Regions from separate parts of the Homo sapiens genome. Here regions 1, 2, 3, 4, 5 and 6 are each linked to region 7. Evidence: chromatin loops called from intact Hi-C (ENCODE). Cell type or tissue: Caco-2. All regions are shown on one strand. Region 1 overlaps SLIT3 (slit guidance ligand 3). Region 2 overlaps SLIT3 (slit guidance ligand 3). Region 3 overlaps SLIT3 (slit guidance ligand 3). Region 4 overlaps LOC105377714 (a long non-coding RNA gene). Region 5 overlaps SLIT3 (slit guidance ligand 3). Region 6 overlaps SLIT3 (slit guidance ligand 3). Region 7 holds the start of SLIT3-AS2 (SLIT3 antisense RNA 2).

Region 1 (4,000 bases), 240 kb before region 7:
TTAACGACCTCTGCAGAAGAGCCTGAAGGGCAGCCAGGTGTGGGAACTGCTAAGCTAGTCCACACTCCTCCCTTCATAGCTCAGGAAGACACACCCAAAGTTGACTCAGCAGATGACCAGAAAGGACCAAATCCCAGGCCCTGACAATTAGTCCCCACCAATGATTTCCAAACCCACTTTAGCAGAGCCCTGCGGTGCTCACAGATGTCTTTGACACTATCCTGGGTAAGAGAATAACCCGGGGGCAGCCCTAATAACAGAGTTCTGGCCTTCTTCATGGTTAATCAGAATCCATGTATATGCTTTAAATATTGGGGTCACATTAGACTTTGTTCCTAGAGCAAGAGCTGCTGAGACAAACAACTGCTAATGGGGGAAAAAAATACAATTGAAATTCTCAGCCCTGCATCTTGCAGTGAAATCAATCCACCAAAGCTTCCTTTTCTTAAAAATCTCCAGAAAGGGAAAATTCCACAACTTACACCTGCCTCAGAAGGACTTGCAAAGTGTCTCCCGACCTCACAATCATTTCTCTCAGGTGCTGAGAGGGAGTTTCTACCTGCAGCCTCACATCCATCTGCAGCCCCCTCAGGCTCCGGCTCTGTTCTCTGTATGCACCTAAATCACATGACACCTAAACCCTGCCTGTTCCAACGGAGCCTCTTCCTTCGCTGAGTCTCCTCTGAACCCAAAAATCCACAGCCCCCGTTTGCTGTGGGGGCTTCTGTTGCCCTTCTGTTGCCATGACTATTAATAGTGGGCAAGCACCCACTGTGTGCCAGGCAGTGCATCAGGCCCCGGACAAGGCAGGGGTGTTGCTGGGGTGGCGCGTCAGGTCCGGCAGAGAAGGGAAAGTGTGGCACACAGTCATTCACTGCCCTTCCTGTGGGTGGCAGTTTTCAGGATAATAATAAAAACAACTTGGCCAGGCATGGTGGCTCAGGCCTGTAATCCCAGCACTTTGGGAGGCTGAGGTGGGCGGATCACTTGAGGTCAGGAGTTTGAGACCAGCCTGGCCAACATGGCGAGACCCCCATCTCTACTAAAAATACAAAAATTAGCCGGGTGTGGTGGTGCATGCCTGTCATCCCAGCTTCTCAGGAGGCTGAGGCAGGAGAGTTTTGAACCCAGGAGACAGAGGTTGCAGTGAGCCAAGATCGAGATTGTACCACTGCACTCCAGCCTGAGTGACATAGCAAGACTCCATCTCAAAAAAGAAAAAAACAAAACAACAACAACAAAAAAACTACCTTTCAGGCTCTCCTTCCCCATTATTGCCCAGCCCCAGCCCTTGGGTCTGCATCCAGCCTCAGGCCCTGCATGTGGGGCACATTCTTCCAGGAGGATTCCACCAAGCCAGCTCAGTGTATGAAGAACCAGGCCCCCACTTTTCACACTGGCAGCCCTGGTGCCTCTGTCAGCCAGGACCCAGGTGGCCCTGCCCCTGACCTGGGCACAGCTGTGGGGCAGAAATCCTCAAGGCCCACCACCCCAGCCTGTTTTTTTTCTTCCTATGCCTCCTTTTTGGGCCACAGTCCCATGCAACATCTCTGCACTGCCACCTCCTGGCCAAAGAGAGCAGTGAGCAGGGGCCTGGGGGAGTGGAGTCCAGGCACCAGGGCGGCAGACGGTGGCTCTCCCTGCAGCTCCCGAGGGACCCAGGGAACATCCCAGAGTGCAGTCTGCAGAGATGACACCCACAGGCCAGGGAAAGGTGATGGGCAGCATCAGCCCAAATGTTCCCCCAGAAAAGTCCCCAGCAGAGGCAAGCATCTGTTTTTTCTCTCGTTGCATTTCTCTTTCAGCCTTTTAGTTTATATTGCCCTTGGTTTCTGTTTAAATGTTTAAATACTTGCATATTTATGTGTGTGTGTGTAGGATCTAATTCCTTTTGTGCAGTGTATGTTTCTTACTTCCATAGACAATACTGACTTTCTCATGCAGATCAAAACAAAGGGGACACCACAATATATAGAAACTAGAAAATGCTAGTGTGAGACATAATAGTAATAATAACAATACACCCCCATACATTCACCATTTAATTGTGAAATCTTTTCTCTTTGAAAAAAAGACTGAGCTAATTTTTAGTTCCAGAAACCTGTTCTCTATCATCAGATGGAGCTGATAAAAGGCTTTGCAAATGGAGAGGTGTTCGAAGGGGAGGGGAGCAGCTGTGTGTTCCAGTAGGTCAAGTTGAAGACACCCTTTCTAAACCCTGGAGTAACTGAGCAAAGAGTAGGGAAGGGGTGAGAATGAGGGATGAAGGCTGGGCTAGGGGGTGAGCGTGTGTCCGGTGTCGAAAGACCCCAGGCAGGCCGCAGAGGGGATTGTGGACCCACAAGCCCCCAGATGCCTGTCCTCTGATGATTCAGGGCCTGTGCTTGCAAATCAGCCCAGAAACCTGCAGAAGATGCTGGAGCCAGGTGGTCCCTGCCATCACCAAGCCTCTCCCCTGGATGTCACTGTTGTGCTGCGTGAACAAGGCTGGGGAACACTATGGGACCATGAGAATCCCTCCCTAACAGCCGCTGCCCCTTGGGGCTTGGGGAGGCACAGTAGGAAAAGGCAGGGCCCAGGCTATCTGCAGGCATTTGGGAGGTTGGGGCCCAATGTCTCCAGCCCAATGCTGCTGCCCCATGGTAGCATCTGTGGGTGATACTAAGGCTCTCTGGTCCTGTAGGTCCTGCAGCAGGACTGATTCTCTATTACAAAGAGGCTGGGGAGGCTGAGAGGACTGGGGTCAACTGAGTCCCCTCCCTTGGTCTCTCAGGCCCTTGGATAGGTTCTCAAATCAGCAGCCATAAGAAAGAGCTAAAGGGTCAACGTGTATAGTGATTGCAAGCACAGACACAAGTCCCAATCCCAGCCTCATTGAAAACCAGCCAGGTAAACTCAGGGAAATTGTTTCATCTCAGAGCCTCACTGCTACCACCTACATTTGATGTGACTCCCCCCTAGCATTGTCGTAAGAATTAAATAAGAATACAGCACATAAAACTTAGTACATAGAGTGCGGCTATTATTGTAACAAGGAATTTAGAAACAGTACGCGAGAAACTTTCCAAGTTCATAGCCTGGGAGGAAAATCTTGTTTCTAATCCAATCATGACATTAAGCACAAGCCCAAAGATTAGAACAAATCAAGAGATATTTGGCCCAGGCCTAGTGGAACCACTGCCCTCTTTCTTTGTACATGGTTTTGGGTTTCCCTAAGACGCTGGCTGCCTCTTCACAGAGCCACATATGCATGCGTTTTGTTGCACGTGTTGGGAGGAGGAAACACCCGAGTTTAGCCCTAAAGCAGTCGGGATTGTTTTCTCTCTCTCAGTGTTGATATATTTGGAATAACTGAAAGCAGACCTAGAACATATTAAAAGTATAGCATGTGGAGAGGGTTCCAGGCGGAGACACAGAACCTCTGTGGAGAGGCCAGGCCAGAATGTGTGATCATCTCTCTTGCCTAAGACCGGATACTGGGCCGGGCGTGGTGGCTCATGCCTGTAATCCCGGCACTTTGGGAGGCTGAGGTAGGCAGATCATAAGGTCAGGAGTTCAAGACAAGCCTGGCCAACATGGTGAAACCCTGTCTCTACTAAAAATACAAAAATTAGCCAGGCATGGTGGCACATGCCTGTAGTCCCAGCTACTTGGGAAGCTGAGGCAGGAGAATCACTTGAACCTGGGAGGTGGAGGTTGCAGTGAGCATTGCGCCACTGCACATCAGCTTGGGTAACAGAGTGAGACTTTGTCTCAAAAAAAAAAAAATGTGGATACCAATCACGAAGCTTTTGATCTTCCTTTGGTTTTCTTTTCTGGAATGCAGTTTTGCATGGTCAGTCATTAAAGCAACTCCCTGATATGTTATCAGTGTGATGTGACTTTGTGGGGCATGAGCTAGCAGGGTCCCATTCCCTTTCCAGAAGTTGAGTGTCAGTGTTGCCAATCTTCTGAGCTGAACAGGTACCACCCTGGGGCCTCTCCTTCCCTCCTTCCTCTT
Region 2 (4,000 bases), 180 kb before region 7:
ACAGTCTGGGGACATAGGTTTAGCCAGCTGTAGAACCTGACACTATCCCTCACCCTCCTCAAAGCAACATGCTGGCACTGCTTAATGCTAGATGAGGTGCCTGTGGGACCCCCACTTTGCATGGACCTGTGGAAATGCAATTTGAAATTATCGTGCCTGTCACTAAGAAGGTCTAGGGGCCCCCAGGAATCTCTGGGACTCTCGAGTAAGCTGAAGTGGTCATCCCCCATCAGAAAATCAGAATGGGCAGGCTCTGTTCCAATCCCCTGTGACAAAGGCAGATTGTCCTGAGCAGCAGAGGACAGCACTGAGAGATGGGAGATTGAGCGGCGTTGACCCCACAGTGGGGGAGGAATGCCGTGTGGGGGTTGGGGGGATGGGGGGCAGGGGGTTGTCTCCGGGAGGTGGGAAAACAGAGAATTGGGTGCAGTGTGTGCAACAAATAACCCAGCCTCTTGGCTCGTGGCCTGGAGGTGCGAGACCACCCACAGAGCCTGCCCTGGAGGCGAGCTGCTCCGCCTGGTAACCATTTCAGCAACGGCCATCACTTGAAGAACAATGTGAATGCTTGTAGCAGCCTGGGGCCCGAGACCAAACAGCCGCCATACACTCTGACCGCAGAGGCAGCAGCCTGGGTGGGGGGGATTGTTATCATTTAATGAGATGCAGATCAAGACAGCCTGGGTCTTTAATGCAGTGTGCCTCTTCTCTTCTTGTTTAGAGATTTGAGTGAAAACCAGATCCAGGGGATCCCGAGGAAGGCGTTCCGCGGCATCACCGATGTGAAGAACCTGTAAGTGATGTTTTCCTTGCTTCACTACGTATGTGGCTAACTTGGGCTCTCTGACCAGAGTGAGGGTGAGGGATGGGACAAGAGGGTGGTCCAGGTGCCTTCAGAGATGAAATTGAGGGCTGTGCTTGAGTGATTTCTAGGGAACACACGTTGGATGCCACAATACTGTCACAGAAACCTGTGCTTTGCTGGTTAGTCATCCCCAGATATGAGCACTGGAGCCTCAGTGCCTGCTGAGTTAGAGCCTGGCCCTACAGAGCCTTGGTGCAAGCCAGCTTTGCCCAGCATCATTATCATCTTCTGTAAAATGGGGATGGTAACCTTGTGGGCATGTTTTGTGCAACTGAGAAAGTGTTCAAAAGGAAGAAATATCTTAGTGCCTCATACATAGTACGTGGTCAATCAATTGGAACCTTGACGATGATGGTGCTGAAGCTCTCACTCTTATTAATAGGCTCATCATCGGCTCCTGAGAGAGCATGGGGACTTACATCCCAGGAAGTTGGAGAGACATAGCCAGATCCATTTCCACTGGCCTAGGATTTTTTTTTAAACTTTTTATTTTAAAATGATTTTTGATTCGCAGGAAGTTTCAAAAAATAGTAGACAAGTCCGTATACTAGTTTCCTCCAATGGTAGCATCTGACATAACCGCAGTACAGTATCAACACTAGGAAACTGGCATTGGTACAATCCACAGACCTTAGTCTTCAGATTTCACAGCTCCACGTGTGCTCACTTGTATACGCCTGTGTGAGCGCAGGCATAGGTAGTTCTGTGTGATTTCATCACGTGCAGATTTGTGCAGCTGTCACCATAGTCAAGCGCAGGACTGTTCCAGCGTGACATTTTTGAACTTTGACGATTTCCTACCTGGCTTCTCCTACTGACCCCTTATTCGTGACTCCTGGGCCCCTACAAGGACTATGCCTTGAATTTTCTGCCTAAACCTTTGTGCCCACGGGGTCGGAACATGCTTTTGGAGAGGGGTAGGGAAGAAGGTCTGATTTGGCTGAGCAAGCACTTCTGCCCAGCAGCCTTCTCTGCAGCCCCAGATTCAATTTGAGACGTCTTAAGGGAGGCTTAAAAAAAAGACATTGTCACTTTTCCCTGTAATGAATGCAGGGGTTTTAGTTTACTGGCACACTCAAGGCAGCTGGTGATGGCTTCCAGATGCAGGTTATCTGCCTCCCCTGTGGACTTAGCGGAAAGCTTTTGGTGTTTTACATGCAAAGCACGCAAGAGGGCAGAGGCGTCTCTGGGGGTGGGTGGAGGGAACAGAGAAGCAGAGAGGACTTCGCAAGGGGCTCAGGGACAAGGAGGCCGCCTGCTGCTGCTTCTGAGGGTGTTTTCCCAAGAGCAGGAGAGGGCGGGGTGGAGCAGCCACACCCACAAAGAATGGGAGCTCCTTTGCAGGACAGGTGTAGGCTTCTCGCAAGAAACAGCCTCCTGAGTTTATATCTTCCTGAGAAAATGAGATACAGAAAAGCCAAACCTTCAAAACCACTAAATAAATAATGAGAGATCTCTCATCCTGAACTGGCACTTTTAACATGTCAGAGCGCTTTTCTAGTATTTCGTTCCATGCATTCCAAGAACTCAAGACTGTTCACATGAACCAAAAACAACTATGTTAATTAGCCTGCCAGAACGTCAGGGTATGAGAAAATGGAGGCCCAGAGAGGGGCAGTGACTAACTCAGGGTCAACCAGCTTTCTGGTGGTTGAACCCCAAAAGAACATTTTGCGTATATAAAGTGATATATCAGTCAGATCTCATGACACTAATTTTAAATGGATCCATTAACCAAAAAGAACATATTGTAGTGATGTATAACCAGAGCTGGACAGTTAATTGCTGACTATGTTTTTGATTGTTAAGAAAGTGAATAAATCCCACAATTGTTCTTAATAGTTGCTAGGGTTTCTCAGATTTTGTTTTACAGGGTCTCTTTTCCCCTCTTACAATATCTCTAACTACGCAAAGGCCTCAGGACTTGAAAGGTTCAAGATTCTACAAACCCAGACTCCTAAGTCACTCCAGCACCCACCATCAGACCACCCTCTAAGCCATGCAAATGTGTATTACTCAGGATCCTAAACTCAGTGAGGATCTTCTCTTTGTTTATACTCACTACTAGCAGCTGGGCTTGCGGGGAAGAAGGAAAGGGGAGTGAATTCACTGCCTAAAGGATGAATTAACCAAAAACACCTAAGGGGAATTGAATACTGTGTACCTCTAATCAGTTCAGTCAGCAGGCACTTGTCAGGCAGGACCCAAAGGCCCCAGAGGTACAATTCATGTTCTCCAGTAGCTTACAGTGTAACTGGGGACAAGAATCATGTACATACAAGAAAATGTTTAGTAAAGTACCAATCAACATGAAAGTTGGCTAATAAGTAGCTATACGTAATGAGGGGCTGTCAGAGCTCAGAAGGAACAGACAGCTTTAGGCAATGTAGCCTAGCGGTTAGAAGCATGGTTTTGGCGGTCTGATAGAAGTATGTATGAATTCCATGTGTTCTAGGTTCTTAGTCTGTGATGTTAAGTACATTACTTGACACTTCTAAGCCTATGTTTCCACTGTATAAAATGAGGATAATAGTTGGACTTACCTCCTAGGGTTTTTGTGGAGGTTAATAAAATAATGCATATGAATAACTTAGTCCTACGCTTGATGCATGAAAGGTATTTAGAAAGTTCTAACTACTGTTGCTGCTGTATTCCTTTGTTACAATAGTGAAGACTGTAGCTGGGCCTGAATGGTGGTTAGAATTCACAAAGTAATAAAGATAGTACGTGCAAAGTGTAAAGGCAAAACTGTATAAGATGTGTTTCCAGCAGAGACATCTCATGGGAGTGGAGGGATCTGGGGCAGAAGAGTGTGTGATTGGGTTAGAAAGAGAGGTGGAAGCCGGTTGCTGGAGAGCCTTGACTGCGAGGAGCATGGGCTTTAGATGTAGGCACTGAGAATGTGGATGGCTTTTGCCCTGGGACAGATCACGGTGAAAACATTTGTTCTGGAAGGGGAACCGGGGACAGGAGGAGGTGGCAGAAGGAAAGGTCGGGGCAGGAGATGAGGCTGTAGTCCAATGTGAGGGTTTAGGCTCGTATCTCTCTCTCACGCTGTCTCTTGGGAGAGAGAAGCAGGAAGTGGAGAAAGAGGCCAAAGTAAGCAGTCCCTGGGGACAAAATCAACAGAGCTTC
Region 3 (4,000 bases), 280 kb before region 7:
ATCATTGGGGTGAAAATCCAGATCTCTGAGCTGATTTTCTACGTTTCTTGTTCATTCTCTCTGATCTTCTCGTTTTAGGGTGGCTATGGGAACAGTGACTACCAATTACTTTCCTGGGTCTTTGCCCTGCTTTGCACTAGTTTGTGCCTGCATTTTCCATTCTGGTGGATGTTGGTTACCACTCAGATTTGCCTCACTCTTTTAGGATACAACTAGTTCGCGCTTTAGAACTTTCAGAATTACATTAGATGCAGAGATGTTAGCTGGAACTTGTCACCTCACATTCTCCCTCTGCTCGGGCTCTCCTCCTTACCCCAAAGAGCGAGACAAGTGTGGCAAATCCCACCTGAAAGTTTGCTGCAAGTCTCCTGCTGTGTTTTCAGCAAATTCATTTCAGGTGGCTGTGCCTAAGTTTGCAGCTCATCTTCTATTTTGTAGAAGAATCACTTGGGTGGTTCCTTCCTCTCATAGGTGCTTTCCTTCCCTGTCAAGTTTGTTTTGGAAACCAACTTTTTAAACTTTTTGTTACTAATAAGAATTTTGTTTTGTGGGAATTCCTAACCGAAAACAAAACAAAAGATCATTTCCTAAGGATGTATGCTTACCATATTCCGTCTTGTATGGATTTGCCTGCTTTTCATGTCTTTGCAAAAGAGGCATTCTTTCTGTTCTGTTCTGCAAGGCTCCTGTATTTGGTGTAGCTTTCTAATAAAATACTTGAATTCAGTGGTGTGTCTCTGAGGCAAATTAATTTAGTGCCATGGTTGAGACTGAAGATGTAAATGTCCAATAACATTGAGAGCAGGAGTTTGCTTTAGCAGGATTTGTTAATGAAAGTACATCCAGAAACTTTCACTTTCTGCAGTGAACAGTGAGGACAAATGCTGGCCTGGCTGAGATGGGGAGAGTGGTGTGCCAAGGAGATCCCAGGAGAGAGATGCTGATTCTTTTCTCTGGAGGCAAAACCCAGGAAGGCTTTCGAGGCTCAATTCTAGTGCTGCCTGCCCCTGGGGGGGGGTCTCCTAGTTGATTCTCCTCCAGTGTGCCAAAGTGAGATCCGTGAAGATTTTCCATCCAGGTGAAATTTAAATCCCACCCATTCACCCTTTTATATAACGTATGCATGTTAATTGCATCCCTAAGTATTTGGTTGGAAGTTTGCTTTAAGTTAGATCTCGCAGTCTTCCTGAGTTCTGCCCTGTTTTGCTATTTCCCAGAAGCTCTTTTGAGGGAACGTCCAGGAAGCCACACACCCTCCTTCTATACCCTGCAGCTCCAAGTGGTCGGGAGCCCTTGGAAAGAGCTGAGAGTTAGACTCAAGGATCTGGGTCCTTCCCTGCCAGCCCAGCCATGTGACCTGGGCAAGACCATTCTACTCTCCCCATCATGCAGGATCTGAGTGTTGTCTGTGTTCCCTTCCAAATATAAAATTATGGAATTGTAGGACTTTGGGAAATTGCATGTCCACAATTTCTTTTTCCATGGGAAAAAAAGGGAAACCATATCTATGGAGTTACAGTGGAGATGTAGCAGAGATGCCCTAGAGCGAGCAACCATCTGTGTTTGCCTAGCACGGAAGGATTTTCCAGGACACAGGGCTTCCCGTTTTAAAACCCAGAAAGTCTCAGACAAAATGGTCACCATAGGTGCACATATGGTCCATTCACCAGACTCCCTGACACCTTAATACAGGTGCAGGATGGCGAAGCCCAGCCTAGGGAGGTTTCTAAACCCCGCAGGCTTTCTGATGGAGTGTGGCTGAAAGAAAGGGGGAGACAGGTGCCAGCCACATTCCCTAGAAGAGAACACCTTAATGTGCAGTTGACTTGTTTGATCTGCTTCAGCTGTGACACAGTGGTCCCATGTGTACAGGTAGTGCACTCACAGAAAATGGAACCAGGGGCCTATGAGGATATTCAGTCCCCCCACCTACCTAACACCGAAAAAGAAGTCATCTATATATTCCATAAGAAATCATTTCGTTCTTTCCCGTTCTGGAAATAAAAGCTTCCTCCATAATGGGTGGGCTGCCACCTTGTGGCCATGAGTGGGAATGTGGGAAAGTACAGGTAACCACAGAGGACTAAATGCCTCTGGGTTTAAATCAATTCGGTTCCTATAGGGTACGAGGCAGTGAGCTAGATGCTTGTGTGGCTAAGACTATCATTATGTTACCAAGGGTAGAGCTTTACTGTGTGCATGTGATAAATACGCTTAGCAGTTTGCATGTAGTATCTCCTATAGTGTGCTTAACAACCCTGACAGGCAGGAATCATCACCATTTTACAGATGAGGAAACTGACACTCAGAGGTTAAGTACATTTTTAAGGTGACACAGCAAAGAGCTAGGATTTGAAACCAGGATTGGCTGGCCCTAAAGCTCATGGTCTGGACCACTAGGCTATACTGCTAGAGAGATTAGCGTGAATAGAAAAATAGGACCACATAGATAGTCTGGGTGGGAGAAATAGGTCATTGTGAATATGTGGGAGAGATTAACTTGGTGAACATAAAGGAAGAATGCAAAGCAGGGAGTGACTCTGACATCAAAAGCAGTGGAATCCAGAGTAAAGAGGGAGAGAGAACTAGAGTTGTCAGGATTCCAGGTTAAGGGGAAGGTGGGATTTGAAGTAGCTGTTGAAGGATGGATAGGAATCAGATCAACAGAGAGAGCTACAGCTTAGTGACCATTAATAAGCTGGCCAAGTCCGTGTTTGATAAATATTAGCCTTCTTTTATTTTTTGAGATGGAATCTCGCTCTGTTGCCCAGGCTGGAGTGCAGTGGCATGATCTCAGCTCACTGCAACCTCTGCCTCCCGGGTTCAAGCGATTCTCCTGCCTCAGCCTCCTGAGTACCTGGGATTAAAGGTGCGTGCCACCACGCCCGGCTAAATATTAGCCTTTGTAAACAATGTGTATATCATGAGTTAAACCCACACTAAAGGCTTTTTATATATGTATCTCATTAATGTGCAAAGGCCCTGCAAGGTCTTTGTTGTTATGACCCCCATTTTATAGGTGAGGAATCTAAGCAGTAGAGAGGTGGTCACTCACCCATGGTCACATTCATAATAAAGGAGTCACAATGTGAACCCACGTCCTTCTGACTCCAAGCCTGTGCTAAAACTGCTTGTGGTGGAGAAAACTCCCACTAGCACAGGAAGGGAGGGCCATGCTCACAGCATGCCTGGATGGTCCAGGTCATGCAAGTTATGATAAAGGAGAGAGCGTGCAGGGGTGGGATGGACGAGGACACTGAGAATGGAGATGGGGGCCTGGATGCTGATGTTTTCGCTGATAAATATGTTGAAGCCTCTCCCTGCAGCTACCAATGTACCAATGTGAGCTGAAAAGCATCATGGTACCCAAAGGGAGAGGAGGGCTATGGAGGCCATGTAAGAAGGGCGCCACCGTCCAAATATTTCCTTTCCCTTATCTACACCACTGGGAAGTGCGGTGCATGGCTCCTTCACAAACTGACCGATCTCAAGTGGGTTAATTCTCCCCTTTTGGCCTCCATTTCATCATCTATCATATAGGGATCGTGATTTTTGCCCTACGTCATGAAATTTGCCTACTTAGCATCTAGCACTGTCAGGGAATTGGGAGAACCAGACGTAAGAAAAGACATGAAAGAACTGAAAAGTATGAGGTATATTACATATTCTGATTTTGTAAACTGAATGCATATGCCTTTTGAGAAGACTCAGTGTCAGCCCCTTATAGAAGGCATTTCTTCGTGAGGCTGGACGTTTCATTTGAAAAGCCTTACTACATGATGAAGTGCCTTTCAGTCACAAGGTTTTAGGGAAAGCAAACCCAAGTTTAAAAAGAGATGATTGACTTATGGGTCTGAAAAGCTTGGGAGTGCGGCACTCCCAGGCATGATTTAACCAGGGGTTCAAATACAACCACCATACTCTGTCTCTGTATCTCTCTTCCTACCCCCCGCCATCATCCCTCCTTTCCTTCTCTTGTTTTTTCTGCATTGGCTCCATT
Region 4 (4,000 bases), 840 kb before region 7:
TAGAGGGGGTAAGTGAAAGTTCTTGCATTTGTTGATTAGATTTGAGACACATAATCTGTTTTCTATTAAAATATGATGTCCTAGCAAAAGCATTTCTGGGGAAAAAACACTAGACAAAATACTAACAAAGATGTATCTATTTTAGTTGAAAAGTCTACCTTATACTCTCTTGGCCAACCAGCTGTCGTTAGATTGATTAATTGGAAAAGGTGAAATATGTATATCATCTAGTTTCTATTTAAGTTTCCAACATTTCCCTTTTTACTGATAATTAAAACATCATTTGAGTCTGTACTTTGAACTTATTTACACCTGATTCCTGAGACCTCCTATTTTCCACAGTAATAAGTACCTTGATAAAAGCTAAGTTCACTATCCTCCTCCTGCTCGTTGTCATATGACAGCACATTCTCACTGAGGAAAAGAATGTTTTGATGTTGTAAGCATCTCTGAATTTTCATAGCTCTGCCTTGCAGTTTCCATATGTTCTAAAAATGCATGGAAATTTCCATAGGAGACACTAAACCTGCCCATCACTTTGGTGTAATGGGCAAGTAGACTTTGTGGAAACTGTTTCCTTACAGAATTCATAGTTTGAAAAATATATCTCACTTCCCTGTGGGATTTGATTAAGTGGAAGGAAGGTACAACACATCTCTTACCACTATTGACATCATAAGGTAAATTAATTATATTCATGAGTCACTCTTAGTACAATCTAGCCAAATCACAGAGATGTCTGAATAGTTCTAACTATAGCCACCATGAGGTTTCATTTGAAGTCACTGCTGCATATTTACAAATAAATACATTTTTGCTGGGTTACCTCTGGAAAATATTATTAAATGGGGAAGGAGCTTGTCTGAGATGAATTCCTTTGAGCAGGAGAACATATTGAAACTACTGTGAATTCTGAATTGGTAGTATTTTTTAGGCTAAGGTCCATCTAAACAGAGATTCCTAGTTCATTTAAGTGTGAGATGTTATGATGAAGTTATTGGTTTCTTCGACTATTCTATTGAAAGAAAGGGGAGAATTTAAAACATATATGGAATTGCTTTATTTTTTGAGACTGTGTCTATACTAGAATGAGATTGACTTCATGAGCTCCATATAAAAATCACCTTCAGCTTCCTGCTATTGAATGCAGCACCATCCTGAACTTGAGACAGCACCATCCTGAACTTGAGACAGCACCATCCTGAACTTGAGACACGGCAACTTATTGCTGCCGTGACATTTTGCTGATCCCAGGCTCCCTTGCTCCAGCTGCTGACTAGGAATCCTCCTGGAGTAGCCTGATCCTGTGGGACCATGAGTGAAGAGCCCACCTAACGCTAAGGATCGTCTCTGCCTGGAATGCTAGACAGACAGACTCTACGACCAGACTGGGAACCTTTAGATATTAGTTCAAGCTTGGATCTAGGCTGACTTTCCCACATTCTTTTAGGCTTCCAATATTGGTAGCCTAAAGTAATGAGCCTCTAGTCTTGGAAGCCAGGTCTAGAGTCAGTTAATTCTCTGAGTCCTGGTCCTATCTATCCCCACTTTCCTTTTCTATCTACCAGCCTATGACATTGGCAGACATCACTGGAATTATAACAGACATGTGCTCAGAAAAGGAAAAAAGACAAATGAACTTGAATATGAGATCTCAAACAACTAGATAGGCAAATCTATTTTAATAATCTCCCAAAGTAAATCTAATGAACTATTGTCTAAGTATCATCTTCTGTTAAGAGTTTTATATATTGTCCTCCTTTTTATTTGAAAGGATAATGGAGAGCTGGTTAGATTTCCAGATGTATTACAATGAGTGGTTAAGTTATAAGCCACTGGATGTCACTCTTAGGCTATGCAAGTGTAGCTAGCTGCAGTGGAGATTTTCCAGAGTAAACTGAAGGTAGAGAGTTACAGGAGATAGCCGGGGATAGAAACCAATTGAACTGTTTGGATAGGTACATTTGAAATGTCAGTGAATTACAGCAAAGTTTACCCTTAGGTTCCTATATATTTTCTCTAGACTCATTTCTCAATGGCAGTTAAACAGGACTAATAATCAGAGAAAAATCCCCTTAGCACCAAAAAGCCAAAAAGGCATTCATTTATCCATTCAATACCTCCATTAATCACATGCTATAAGCAGGGTATTGGGCTAATGAACTATGGGATTACAAGAAAAAGTGAATTCATAGCATGCATACATTTAACTTACTGGAATTCAACTATGGCAAAAAAATGAAAGAAAAATAATATAAATATTGTAGGAAATTCTGCCTGTTATTTCACTCAATGAATTTGTGCCTCGGAGTAATTGTACCTACTGTCTGTCTCTCAGCCTTAAGCCCAGGCTTTTATACTCTGCTCTGTGACACTGGAGGCAGGAATCTGCAGACTGCATTTCCCAGACTTTTTTGCTATCTAGCTTCTGGTTAGGTTCTGCCGACTGGAGGCACTGGCAGGAAATCAGAGGGTGATAGGAGGGTAGAAGGATGCTCTTTCTGTTTTCAGTTCTGGTCGAAGTCCTTCCATCAGTAGCACTCAAGTAGGACTCCAGCTTATTTTAGCATTTCCAGCATTAGTTCCACAGTGGCTCCTTCAGAGGTACCAGTAGGAACTGCCACGTTCCCTCTTAGCACTCACCACTGGAGTCCAAGTAGCAATCACGTGACATCTCCTCAGAGGTTGCTGAGCCAGCTGTGCAGTGACACATTGGTGGTTGGAAAATCTGCTCTGTGGAGACCCTTCCCCCAAGAAATGGTGTCCTGGTAACACTATTTACTCTTTTTTAATCTTCCAGCCCTAAGAATCCTAGCTGCTTTCTATACTACAAATACCAGAGGTACCTGAACACCATTTTTTGTTTGTTTTTTTTTCTTTTTCTCTTTCAGCCCTCCAGACTCTGTATAACTGATCTCCTATATTAAATCACCTCTGTTTGAAACACTTGGCATGATTTCTGTTTCTGTTTTCCTGATGGGATCCTGACTGCAGTAAGAATGAGATGAGAGGCCAGGAACACGCCTGTAACCTCAGCACTTTGGGAGGCTGAGGCAGGTGGATCAGTTGAGGTCAGGAGTTTGAGACGAGCCTGGCCAACATGGTGAAACCCTATCTCTACTAAAAATACAAAAATTAGCCAGGTGTGGTGGCATGCACCTGTAGTCCCAGCTACTAGGGAGACAGGCAGGAGAATTGCTGGAACCCAGAAGGCGGAAGTTGCAGTGAGCCAAGATCGCGCCACTGCACTGTATCCAGCCTGGGCAACAGAGTGAGACTCCATCTCAAAAGAAAAAGAAAAAAAAAAAAGCATGAGATGAGAGACAGCAATGTTCTCTTTTCTTATCCAGTATCACACTTTGTGTACCTTTCATGGTTGAGACATCTCGTAACACTCATGTTTATATTTATATTTTCAAACAATATAAGCCTACTCACCAGCCAACTGGTTGTCAACCAAAACCAGTAGAATGTAAAGCTTCATAAAAATAAAGGATTTAATGATACACTGGCCTGTTCCAGCACTGAGAGAAAACTGGCCATGTTGGACTTAATGACCCATGGTTGTCAAATTGCCCCTTTCTAAGAAATTTCCAAGGATGATTTGGCCAGATAAGACTTTTGCCTTATATTGCTTTATAAACTGAAACTTTAATAACGATGTTTCCATAGCATACTCTTGCAAAGATGAGCAAGACCAGAGTTATTTCCTTCAAAAGCTCTCCAACTAGTAGAAGACATAAGGCATGTGCAAACAGAAAATGCATGGCAACATTTGATGGGAGCAAAACACACAAGGACCAACCCATTTGTCACCAGTTAGTAGTGAGAGTTTACGAAATAGGTTGGAAGAGGAGGAAAACATGATGCACTGGTTCTGCTACAGACTTCATTCACTGGCTTGCTCAGAGCAAGAAATGATCATTATTTCAATTTTAAAGACCTATTTGGAAGAAGATGCTTGCCTGATCATGAACCGTTGCTTAATATATAACTTGTC
Region 5 (4,000 bases), 170 kb before region 7:
CAGGGAGACAGGTCTCATTCTGGCTTCACTCAGGAAATGACATGAGTTGGGTCTTGAAGGATGCATAGGAGTTCATCTAGGGGAAATGTATTGCAGGAAGAAGGAACAGCATGTGAAAATTCACCAACATATGTAAAGGGACAGAGGTGTGTGAAAGAGTTGATGCTCGTGAGAGATTTGTGGCTGGAGTATAGCTAGCAAGAGAGGCAATAAAGAGCAATGAGGTTAGGGAGATGGGGAGGTGCAGGAAGGTAGGACCTAGAACCCCATGATCCATAGAGCAATGGGGGTTTATTGGGGGGTTCCTAATAGGGGAGTGGCATGATCAGATTTTCACTTAAGAAAAACAGCTTCAGCAGCAGTGGGGAGGGTAGATTGCTGAGAGGCAGAGACTGAAGCTGTGTGGGCAGAGAGGAGACTTGTGCAGTTGTTCAGAAATATGGGGGACCTAAATCGAGCAAGTAAAGTGGATCTAAAAAGGCAGAGTCAAACTGCAGGGACTCAGGGGCTAGCTGGGTGGGGGAACTGAGTGCCTGTTACCAGGGCTTATCAACCAGAGACAGAGGTGTACTTCAGTGCAAGCCGGCTCTGACGCAGGAAGAGTGCCTGGCTCTCGTCTCAAATGGGGTGCTGCATCTTGAAGGGGGATTTAGGAAAATCTGCTCATCCGAGGCAAGGCCATGCAGATTTATCATCTCTGGGAAGTGCAGCAAGTTCCCCAGCCTTTCCTGCTTTGCATTCCTGACTGAGAGTGTCAGGTTCAGAATTGCTGCTAGAGGAAGTTGCACTGGGCCCCAGTTTGCTGAGTGCTACCTAAAAATGCTATCTAAAGACAGGGGTCATGTCTACCTTCCTGCCTGCCTCCCTCCACCCTTCTCTTTCCCTTCCTTTCTTCCTTTTTTTCCTCCCTCTTATCCTCCCTTCCCCCTCATTCCTTCCTGTTTCCCTCCCTTCCTCTCTTCCTGTCTCCCTTTCTCCTTTCATTTCTTTTTCTTTTTCTTCTCTTTCTCCTTCTCTTTCTTCTTCTTCTTCTTCTTTTTTTAAGGCGGAGTTTTGCTCTTGTTGCCCAGGCCGGGGTGCAGTGGCGCAATCTCGGCTCACTGCAACCTCCGCCTCCTGGGTTCAAGTGATTCTCCTACTTCAGCCTCCCAAGTAACTGGGATTACCGGTGCCTGCCACCACACCTGGCTAATTTTTTTGGATTTTTAGTAGAGACAGTGTTACACCATGTTGACCAGCCTAGTCTCGGACTCCTGACCTCAGGTGATCCACCCGCCTTAGCCTCCCAAAGTGCTGGGATTACAGGCATGAGCCACCATGCCCGGCCACCTTCCTCCTTTCATTTCTCCCTCCTTCCTCCTCTTTCTTCTTTCTTTCTCTCCCTCCCTTCTTTCCTGTTTTCTTCCCTTCTCACTCTCTTCTTCCCTCTCTCTTCCTCCCTCCCTTCCTTCTTCTCTCTTCCCTCTTCCCCCCTTTCTCTCTTCCCCCTCTGTCTTCCTCCCTTCTTTCCTCTTTCCCTCTCTTCCCTCCTTCCTCCCTCTCATTCTTTCTCCCTCCCTCCTTTTCTCCCCCGCTTCCTCCCTTCTTTCCTCCCCCTCTTCCTCCCTTCTTTCCTTCCTTTCTTCCACTCTTCCTTTTTATTCCATTCATTGTTACACAAATTACCACTGAGCCCTTACTCTTGTCAGACCTGAAGCAAATCTTAAGAAAGATGACTAAGACACGGTCCTGCTCTAGTGAATTTTTGTCTACAGGGGGAGACATGCACAGCAAGCATATATCACAGGATAAGCACGCCCCAGGGCACTCTTCTCTATTTGCCCCGGGGCCAATGGCATAAGTGCTCGATAAATACCAGCTGATTAGTTAAATTTCCTGAAATGAGAAAAATAGTAGAAGAAACAGGTAGATTTGACTCCATTAGTCTGATAAAGACATATACAGTATTATCTAAAAGCAAGGAGAGAGTGGTGGTAAATGCCCCATCCCAGAATTTCTGCCTGGGATTGGAAGTTGCATTGGTGACAAGTAGAATTTCTTCTAGGCCAAGATGACACAGTTTCATAGACAGTACCACAGGTCTTCTGGCAGACTTTGCATATTTCCTAAAACACCCCTCCCTGCGTTATAACTGTCTACTCAGCTGTCCTCCTCCTCCTATAGCCTGTAAGTTACGTAAAAGGAGAGGTTGAGTCTGCCTTTTTCATTGTTCTGTTTTTAAGAGTTAGTCCTATGCCTAGTATGTAATGCTCAATAAACAATAAGCGAAGGAATAAATGACTTGCAGAACAAAGAGACTCCCGTTTTTAGGGAACAGCTGAAACCCTGAATGAATGAATGAATGAAGGGGCATGATGATATCCTAGCAAAGAAGAATAAAGTCAAGGCAACAAGAAGGAGCCCAGAGAAGCACTGATGTTTTTTCAGGATAATGGAGACTATTATTTTAAAGCCAGCAGTACAATTTATTATCTGAGACAATTTGATTTGTGGACGAATTTTTTTTTTAACTCATTACAAGTATTTAACCCCTTTGAGCACTAAATGTACAGCAAGCAAGTTGTTTAAAACAGGCATATAAAATATAATCCTGTCTTTTATATACTCTGGCAAAAAGGAACAGTGATTCTGACCCCCTCAAAGTACGACTCAGGGGTCTTAGGAGACATTTGCCATTGGACTGAGTCTTTGCCTGGTGATTTTTAGCTCCACAGAGAAATGTAAGGGACTTAGGAGGAGATGAGTATTAACATGGAGATCATACTTTGAGGCTCTGGTATTCGTTGATGTTCTGATTCTTTATCTTATTGGGACCAAGTGAGTATAGTGATTAAAAGTATGAGTTTTGGAATCAGGTTTGGTTTTTTTTTTCAGCTTTGCCTCTCACTACCTATGTGAGCTTGGGCAGGTTTCTCAACTCTTAGTCTATAAAATAGAGAAAATACTAGTGAGGAGTCCAGGAGGGAGAAACTCTGTGCCTCGCATTTGTACGTTGCTTTCTGGTTTGCACGCAGCCTTCACGTGTATTATCTTATCTTTGAGAGAGAGAGAAAGTAAGTCTCGCTGTCAACCAGGCTAGAGTGCAGTGGCAGGACCTTGGCTTACTGCAGCCTCTGCCTCCTGGGCTCAAGCGATCTTCTGCCTCAGCCTCCCAAGTAGCTAGGATTACAGGTGTGAGCCACCACACCCGGCTAATTTTTTTTTTTTTTTGTAGAGACAGGATTTTGCCATGTTGCCCAGGCTGGTCTTGAACTACTGGGTTCAAGTGATCCGCCTGCCTAAGCCTCCCAAAATGCTGGGATTACGAGTGTGAGTCACTATACCGGCCATATGTATTATCTTGTTTAATTACTGCAACAGTCTTGCAGGACCACTAGGGAAAAGTTGCTTATCCTCTAGGTATAGAGGTGGAAATTGAGGCTTAAATTCAGAAACTCTCCCAAGGCCACAAGGCCACAGAATGGGTCATGGCAAGGCTACAGCGGGATCCCAAGATTAGCGTGGACTCTCAGGCAGTGTTTTTCTGAGAGATTGGCCGGGAAAAACCCTGAGATTTGGTGAGCATGGAGGGATGCCTGGAAGGAAACAGCAGATACAGACAGATTCATGGGGAGTGTTGGAAAAGCATTTCTGGCTTGGTATCAGCCAAGACCCAAGGTAGGAGCAGGCTGTGAAGGTCACAGTTGGGACAGAATTTCCAAGAAGACCATCAAGATTGTCTGAAAGTATGAACTTTTGGCCAGGCACAGTGGCTCATGCCTGTAATCCCAGCACTTTGGGAGTGCAAGGCAGGTGGATCATGAGGTCAGGAGATCAAGACCATCCTGGCTAACACGGTGAAACCCCGTCTCTACTAAAAATACGAAAAATTAGCCGGGTGTGGTGGCGGGTGCCTGTAGTCCCAGCTACTCGGGAGAGGCTGAGGCAGGAGAATCACTTGAACCTGGGAGGCAGAGGTTGTAGTGAGCTGAGATTGTGCCACTGCACTCTAGCCTGAGCG
Region 6 (4,000 bases), 490 kb before region 7:
AGTTACCCCACCTGGAGCGACTTTTCATACCCGCACTCCTGTAACTCCCTGAATCCTCACGTACATCCTGTCACAAAACCCAGCCGATTATACCTCACTTCTCTCTCCTACACTTCAGCCACACTGTTATCCTTAACCAGGTCTTCACGCAGAGACCAATCCTCACGTACATCCTGTCACAAAACCCAGCCGATTATACCTCACCTCTCTCTCCTACACTTCAGCTGCACTGTTATCCTTAATTAGGTCTTCATGCAGAGACACTAGTTACCCAAGAACACTTTTAACTGGTTTTCCTGCTTCCGATTTCAACCTCCTCCAAACTGGGCTTACTGCTACTCAGGAGACATGTGTATATGTATGTATGTGTGTGTGTGTGTGTGTGTATTTATATATATATATATAAATATACACACATATGTGTGTGTGTGTGTGTGTGTGTATAGTTTGTTTGTTTGTTTTTTGAGTTGGAGTCTTGCTCTGTTGCCCAGGCTGGCTTGCAGTGGTGTGATCTCAGCTCACCACAACCTCTGCCTCCTGGGTTCAAGTGATTCTCCTGCCTAAGCCTCCCGAGTAGCGGGGATTACAGATGTGCATCCCCATGCCAAGCTAATTTTTATATTTTTAGTAGAGACGGGGTTTCACCATGTTGGCCAGGCTGGTCTCGAGCTCCTGACCTCGTGATCTGCCCACCTTGGCCTCCCAAAGTGCTGGGATTACAGGCATGAGCCACCACGCCCGGCCAGGAGAACTTTTTAAAATTCAAACCAGATTATCACTCCCTTGCTCAAACCCTTTCTCTGGCTCCCTCTTACTATCTGTAAAAAGCCAAACCCAAATTCTTTATTATGGATAAAAAGGCCCTTTGTGGTATGACTGCTGCCTAGTTGTACACCTTCATCACTTGTGTTCGCAGGTCACCTCTGTGTTCTAGCAGTGCAAGCCTGCTTCCCAAATGCTCCTGTCTCCTGGCCCTCCATGGAGTACAGAGCACATACTGCTCTCTCAGTCTAGAAGTCTCCACCTCTGTCTCCTAAAGAGTTCTAGTCATCCTTTAAAACTAAACTCAAAACCATCTTCCTTGGGAAGCCTTCTTTTAACAAGGACTGGGTTAGCTGCTGCTCCATTGTGTTCCCACGACACCTTCGCTTTCAAGAACATGGCAATTTTTTGTTTTCAGGTCTGTCTTCTTCACTAGCATATGACATTTTTAAAAGAAGGGGCTGTATCTTATTCATTTTTGTATGTTCATATTGAAAAACTGGAGAAATGAAAGAATGGATGGATGGGTAAATGGTGGTTGGACGGATGAGTGAATGCTTGGGTAGATGGGTTGGTTGATGCATAGATGGATGGTGGTTGGATGTACAGATAAATGAACAGTTGGATGGATGAATGGTTGAATGGATACATGGATGGGTTCGATGAAGTGGCAAAAACTTCTATTTATATCTTACACCCAGGTACATCTAGAAAGGCCTTTAGTGGTTCCACAAAGACAAGGGCCTATTTCTTAGTGCTTCTCAATTCAGGCTGAAAAGCAGTATGGCTTTGCAACTCAGCAGCCAGTTGGTTTTTTTTTTACCTTTATGCTCCCCATTGTTGCATCAGGAAAGCTGAGGAGTTTTGATCTTAGTGGGAGAGGGAATACCTAGGAAGGCCTTATCCTGTCATTGCCCTGGCCCACATCTCATTTGCTGACTTCCTCAGTTCTGTCCTCATATGAGTTCCATTCAGTCCTGTTCTCCATTCAGTAATCATGGATTTACTTCCAGCTTGAACTATGGCAGGAGATCTCCACCTCTGGACCCAGAGTAACAGAACAGCAGATGGCATGAGTGTACCATGGCCAATAGCCACTGTCTGCACCCGGCACTTACCTGTTTATCAGGAGAACAGCATGTCTCATTCTGTTCATTTTCCTGTTGAGGGGCTGCTTTCACAGAAGCCACATGGGAAGTGTACCTTATGCAGCTTGGAGCCTTCATCATCTTTTCAAGGAAGACTTTCCAGGCCCATATTTACTCAGTAAATATGAGTAAATCCTGGAGTTACCTGGAAATACAGTATCTAGCTCCTTCTGATATTGAGAACCAGCAGGCGACCTGCTCGAGCTTAAGTGGAAAGGTCCCAAGGCTTTTGGGAGCAGAGCCCCACCCATCTGTCCCAGAATCCTCATTCAGGGTTTATGAAGCAGTGGGCAGCACACAATTGGCTAAATTTAGTTATATTTTTATTTTTGTCCAGCCACAAATACCGGCAAAAAACTGAAAATGATTCCTTCCCTTCCAGGAGCCTTGGAGCCAAGCTGGTTTTATTTTTAGCTTCAACTCTGGTTTAGGGTTTTCAGCAAACCGAACACCCTACTCACTGAAGACAGCAGCAAGCTGGGTTTTAGGATTTTTGCCTGGAATGGAGTGTTGGTTCTCTGAATATAACTCTTAAAAGACTTTGTACAGTTGTGACAATAGAGGGTGGTTCCAGACAGACCCACATAGAGACTCAGTTCTTGCCTTAGGGACCTCCAAGAGAGTTCCTTTCCAGGGAAGGCAATGTACACAGGGTGGTTCATTGCCTTGGATGGGTTGGAGGAAGTGGCAACTCTGGATGAAAAGAAACAGAAAAATTAAGAAAGGGAAAGGGAGAGGGAGCTGTTGTTTATTGAAAGGCTTTGAGTAGCATGGTGGTTCAGAACTAGAGCTCTGGAGTCTGACCGACTGGGTGCAAATCCTGCCACTACCACTTCCTGACATTGTGGCCTTGGGGATGGCTTGACCTCCCCAGGCTTCAGGTTCATTCTGTATGAGACAGGATTAATAATGACACCTACCATGAGCACTGCTGCAGTTATGATCCTGCCTGTGTAGCACGTGGCATGGCGTTTGACATGCATGTAGAACTCAATCCATACCATTATCATCACTGTTGTCATGCTCTTATTGCAGTGCTGAACGCTTGCGTAGACACTGTGTCATTTAAGACTCACTGTAACCCATTTTGCAGATCTGAAACTGAGGTCCAAAGGGCTAGATAGCTTGCTTCAGATCCCACAGCAAGAGCACAATATAGCCAGACCTGTGCCCAGCCCCGGTGAATCCCACATACATCACATCAAGCCTTCTCCAGTTCCAACGGCTTCCACCTGTTATCGCTGAGTACATGGGAACTACTCAAAACATAAAAATAGATGTTGCCTCATCCTCCTCTTCCTGGAGTCCCCCTCTTTTTTTTTTTCTACTTTAGTGATGGGAACACACAAAAAGCAGATACTGGCAGTGGTCAAAGAGCACCAGGCAAAATCAGAGACAGACAGTGGAACGGTGATTGCCAGGGGCTGGGAGAAGGAGGGATGGGGAGTTGTTGTTCAACAGGGACAGAATTTCGGTTTTGCAAGATGAAAAAGTTCTGGAGATTAGTTGTTCAATGATGTGAATATACTCAACGCTACTGAACTAACTACACTTTTAGTGTACAGTTTTTTTATTGCTAAGAAGATAAATCTCATGATATGTGATTTTACTGCAATTTTTTAAAAATAAAAAGCACTGGGGTAAGAGTCAGGCTTCCCTCAGCCGGGCACGGTGACTCACTCCTGTAATTCCAGCACTTTGGGAGGCTGAGGTGGGCGGATCACTTGAGGTCAGAAGTTTGAGAACAGTCGGGCCAACATGGTGAAAACCGTCTCTACTAAAAATACAAAAATTAGCCAGGCATGGTGGTGTGTACCTGTAATCTCAGCTACTCGGTAGGCGGAGGTGGGGGAATCACTTGAACCTGGGACATGGAGGTTGCAGCGAGCCGAGATTGCACCATTGCACTCCAGCCTGGGCAACATAGCGAGACTCCGTCTCAAACAAAACAAAACAAGAGTCAGCCCCAGTGGTGGCCAGGGAATTAGAGCTTATCTTATCCAACTTTCCAGCCTTTCCTCCTTGCCTCCTCCTCATCAGGAGTCTCGTGGATGGCTTCCCTGCCCAGTGCTTACCCACTCGCTGCATGG
Region 7 (4,000 bases):
CATTTATAGTCCTGACACTAAATATGGCCTGTTTATCCAGGGCTCATTGTCAAAGCTGGCTGCAGCAGCAGGACACAGCCCCCTTTGCAAAGCTCTGGGAAGGACCCTGACCTCCCTCCAGTGCTCGCAGCTAAAGCAAGCACACGGCTGAAACGGTCACAGACGTAACATGTACCTGAGCAGTTTTCTGTCCATTGTCAGCATCATCGCTGTGTCCTCTGGGGCCATCCATTTCTTTCTTCCAAGGTTTTCCAGGGGGGACTTCCTCTGTGTGCCTTTGGCCCAAGCACTGTGCCCTGCTTAGCCTGGCACAGACTATTCCATGGGGAGGGGTGTTTGTGGGTAGAAAAATGGGAGGTCCGAATGGAGCCTGGGCCCAGAGCTTCCTGGAATATGAAAAGATACACAGGGGGTTTCTAATTATGGTGCATTGTTTGCAGATTAGCACCAAAATCGGATCAGGCTAATTACAGTAATTGATTTGACTGCAGAAGTGTTTCTGAATGATGTCCCACTGTGATTTTTCCTCACTGGACAGTGGCTGAATTAATGGGACTCTAGCTGGACTGGATGTGCTGGCTGAGGAGAGCCAGCTGCCATCTGGGCATGGAGTTGGGAAGGGGCTGGCGCTGGCTGAGGGAGGGCCCAGAGCAGAGGGGAAGGGAGGTATGGCAGTGAGCGCACTCAGGACCTGCCATCAGTACTCTGGTTTTGCTGCCCAGGGCCAGTGGACATCAACATTGTGGCCAAATGCAATGCCTGCCTCTCCAGCCCGTGCAAGAATAACGGGACATGCACCCAGGACCCTGTGGAGCTGTACCGCTGTGCCTGCCCCTACAGCTACAAGGTATGCTGGAGGCCCTGCCCCCCCGTGTTCATGCCTCAGGCTCCTCCTTCAGCCCTGGCCCTAGAGAGGGGCACCATGCCCTGCGTACCCTCCCTTCTCCAAGGGACAGCCTGGATGAGTCCATCGCACAGGTCACCACTCCAAAGCAGCATTTGCCAGTAACACTGTTCTCTGAACTAGCGGGAGCTGCCAGTCAGAGAGGCCCCCATATGGTCTTGACAAGGATGTCCAGAGAGAAAGAGGAAATGTAACATTTGTATTTTCTTTGTGAAACATGGAGAAATTAAGTCTCAGAGAAAAAGTGTTTCCAAGTAGAGGCATCCCTTGAGCCCACTCTCCCAATTTCCCTTCTAAAGGGATTTCCAGAACCTCCACCCCACCATGCCCCTGCCAAACCCCACCCTCAGAGCAACCAGCCTTGAAAGTGCTGGTTCCAGCTTGATGTAAATATAGGGATTGGGGATTGAAAGGCCTAGGGGCTGCAAACTCACCCAAAAGGTTGATCGGCTAAGATCAGCCAGCAAGAGGATGAGATCCCAGTTCTCCCCTCTGTCCTCCCAGACTACCTCCAAGACAGTCCTTCCTTCTTTCACCCAGAGCACGGTGTCATGCCCCTCTGCTGACCCCTGTGGATATCGACCATGTGCCTCTCACCAGCACCTACCGAGTACAGACTGTGCCAAGTACTGTGCTTGGCATTTTACTCACCTGTTCAAACACCCCCAGCAAACCTAAGAAGGCCTCATTATTCCCTTTTTACGGATATGGAGACTGGGCCTCAGACTGTCAAGAGTTCAACTCAATGTCCGAAGCTTGTAAGCAGTAGAGCTGTGATTAAGACCCTGGGCTTTGTGATTCCAGAACCCAATCCTTTTCCCCTGGAGGGTTTCCTGGATAGCTGAGCCCTTCCTTGGGCTTCACTGGAATCAGCAAAGCTGTGGCTCCATCCTCTTCTGCAGGGCCCGCCCAGCTTCCAGCCTTCCCAGGGCACCCATCCAAAGGCACTGGGCAAGCGCAGAGTTTCAGGACAGCCCCACAGCCTGTCTAATGCACACATCTGATGCAGGTGGAGTGAGAGTGAGCTGGCATCCCCAGGTCTCTGCCCCCAGTGGGATTGTGTGTGCGTAGTGACAGGCTTAGAGGCAGCCTCATTCTGGGGAATGGGACTACCTGATGTATTTCTAGACGATGGCTGTGCTTCTAGCAGATGGTGTCAGAGTGCCACCTATGGGCCTGGGACAAGAGAGCCAAAGGATTCCCTTTGAAGCCAGCCACCTCCAAAGTCTTAAACTTACCACTGAGTCCCAGACCCATACACCGTCATTTCATAAGCTGATTATAAAAATCAGAGAAGAGACTAAATGCATAAGGTCCAGATGAGTGCCTGGCCTTTACTGATGATTCAAAAGAGAACTATACTATGTATGGAATTGAGAATGTTATAAATTCAGTCACAGGGCACCCACACACACAAAAAAAATAATAGGAGGGGAGAATAGAGATTAACAGCAGACATACTCAGGATGTGTGGATCCTCTCAAACTCCCTTGTATGGATTCAGCAGAGAAAATTCAGACTGTGCAATTACACAGAGAAGCAGGTGTGGATTCCAGCTTTGTCATTTACTAGCTGTGTAGCCATTGCTAGTAATTTCATCTGTCTTCCCAGCTGCAAACTAGGACCTGTCTCATAGGTTTGCCGTAAGAATCAAATGTACAGTAATGTACGCAATACACTAGGATGATACCTGGCATTCAGTGAGCACTCAATAAGCTGGCATACTGCTGCCTTTCACCTTTACCCTTGCATGGTGGTCCCTCATACCTGGGTGTGGAATAGGCCATCAGTAACAGGTGGTATGTTGCTAGTTTGATCCAGGATTATCAGTCTATGGCACTGTGAACTGCCAAGAAACTTCAGTCATTCTCCTAGAACTGTGACTGCATTTGTAACATTCTCAATTCCATACATAGTATAGTTCTCTTTTGAATCATCAATAAAGGCCAGGCACTCATCTGGAGCTTATGCATTTATTTTCTTCTCTGATTTTTATAATCAGCTTATGAGATGGGTAGTATCATCCCCATTCTAAAGATAAGGTAAACTGTTTCACATTCTGATTCTTGCTTCCTTCTCTTTAAAACTGGCCTGAGTCTGAAAGTAGTAGAGCTGGGTTTGAAGTCCAGGCTTCTTCCAGCTACACTTGACTGTACTATGAAGCATGACCTGACCGTCAGTGTCAGAGCAAAGAGAGTATCTTCAGAGCTACTGCAGGATAAGGCCACTTGTTTGAACTTTGTTCTCAAGATTCTGAACATCATGTCAATTTTAGAAGAATGTGAACAGAGATTTTGATCTTGAGGAAAGTGTTGAGCCCAGGCAGGTCTAGGGTGCATGATGTTGATGGTGATGGTGAAGATGATGATGGTGAAGGTGATGATGGTGATGGTATCGGTGATGATGACAAAGGTGACAATGGTGATGGTGTTGATGATGGTAATGGTGCTAATGGTACAGATGGTGGTGATGATGATGATAACTATGATAATAACAGTAACATAAGAGCCAGCATTTATTGAGTATCTACTATGTACTGACAGTAGACTAAATAAGGTACATGTATTATCTTGCATACTCCTCATCAGAGCCCTAGAATACAGTTCCTAAAATGACCCTCATTTTACAGTTGAAGAAACTGAGCATGGTAGGTAAGGGAGTTGGGATTCAAAGCTCAGAACCAACTGACTCTAGAAGCTGTGCTCCTGGCCACTGCACTCACTGCCTGTTGGCAAGTGCAGTGATTGCAGGGGCTAAGGTGGAAGATCCCTGACTATTTAGGACCTGTCTGAATTTCCAGGTTAGAGACAAGTAGAGTGTAGCCATGGGAAGAACACCAAGCAGGACCCTCTGGAGCCTGTGCCTATGTGATGCATGACCTTGGACAGAACTCGCTCTTCTCCTCACCTCAGTTTCCTCAGCTGTAAAATGGAGGAGGTTGAACCCAAGGGATCCTTTAACTGAGGGTTGCATCAAATTCTCTGTGCTATGTCCCTGCTTTCCTTCTTGCCGGGGTTAGAGCCCGCCCAAACAGAGCGACTAAGATGGTAGTTCTGCATGAGTGGCTAACAGAAATCCCCAGATACCCACAAAACC

The links. Peaks named below come from ENCODE experiments on the same cell type or tissue, not always from the same donor. Only the 100,000 strongest peaks of a DNase experiment are listed, where the experiment ranks them.
Region 1: a loop joins it to region 7, with 11 times the contacts of the local background. A loop is called at or near these places in 35 of 110 quality-filtered maps.
Region 2: it touches region 7 in a loop (14-fold over the local background); 9 of 110 quality-filtered maps call a loop at or near these places.
Region 3: it touches region 7 in a loop (11-fold over the local background); 16 of 110 quality-filtered maps call a loop at or near these places.
Region 4: it touches region 7 in a loop (18-fold over the local background); 7 of 110 quality-filtered maps call a loop at or near these places.
Region 5: a loop joins it to region 7, with 3 times the contacts of the local background. A loop is called at or near these places in 9 of 110 quality-filtered maps.
Region 6: it touches region 7 in a loop (21-fold over the local background); 4 of 110 quality-filtered maps call a loop at or near these places.

The regions. Positions count from the first base shown.
Region 1 is chr5:168,945,015-168,949,014 of GRCh38, reverse strand. The region is part of intron 4 of SLIT3 (slit guidance ligand 3); the gene reads left to right. Among named protein-coding and RNA genes, the nearest start is that of SLIT3-AS1, 66 kb to the left of the region's middle. In Caco-2, CTCF peaks have their summits at 1,568 (motif pointing left) and 2,464; DNase peaks (open chromatin) are centred at 1,574 and 2,454.
Region 2 is chr5:168,880,058-168,884,057 of GRCh38, reverse strand. It overlaps SLIT3 (slit guidance ligand 3), which reads left to right. Exons shown (of 36, transcript NM_003062.4): 5 at 722-793. Among named protein-coding and RNA genes, the nearest start is that of MIR218-2, 110 kb to the right of the region's middle. In Caco-2, no CTCF peak of the experiment used is centred here; a DNase peak (open chromatin) is centred at 2,059.
Region 3 is chr5:168,985,792-168,989,791 of GRCh38, reverse strand. All of the region lies in intron 4 of SLIT3 (slit guidance ligand 3), which reads left to right. Among named protein-coding and RNA genes, the nearest start is that of SLIT3-AS1, 25 kb to the left of the region's middle. In Caco-2, a CTCF peak has its summit at 2,024 (motif pointing left); a DNase peak (open chromatin) is centred at 2,031.
Region 4 is chr5:169,546,355-169,550,354 of GRCh38, reverse strand. All of the region lies in intron 2 of LOC105377714 (a long non-coding RNA gene), which reads left to right. The region is part of intron 3 of LOC105377715 (a long non-coding RNA gene); the gene reads right to left. Among named protein-coding and RNA genes, the nearest start is that of SPDL1, 35 kb to the left of the region's middle. In Caco-2, a CTCF peak has its summit at 1,838 (motif pointing right); no DNase peak of the experiment used is centred here.
Region 5 is chr5:168,872,677-168,876,676 of GRCh38, reverse strand. The region is part of intron 5 of SLIT3 (slit guidance ligand 3); the gene reads left to right. Among named protein-coding and RNA genes, the nearest start is that of MIR218-2, 110 kb to the right of the region's middle. In Caco-2, a CTCF peak has its summit at 1,771; a DNase peak (open chromatin) is centred at 1,776.
Region 6 is chr5:169,195,396-169,199,395 of GRCh38, reverse strand. All of the region lies in intron 3 of SLIT3 (slit guidance ligand 3), which reads left to right. Among named protein-coding and RNA genes, the nearest start is that of MIR585, 66 kb to the left of the region's middle. In Caco-2, no CTCF peak of the experiment used is centred here; no DNase peak of the experiment used is centred here.
Region 7 is chr5:168,704,823-168,708,822 of GRCh38, reverse strand. SLIT3 (slit guidance ligand 3) reads left to right here. Exons shown (of 36, transcript NM_003062.4): 26 at 723-847. SLIT3-AS2 (SLIT3 antisense RNA 2) reads right to left here and starts at 1,896. Exons shown (of 7, transcript NR_130737.1): 1 at 1,556-1,896; 2 at 176-386. In Caco-2, a CTCF peak has its summit at 2,080 (motif pointing left); a DNase peak (open chromatin) is centred at 2,032.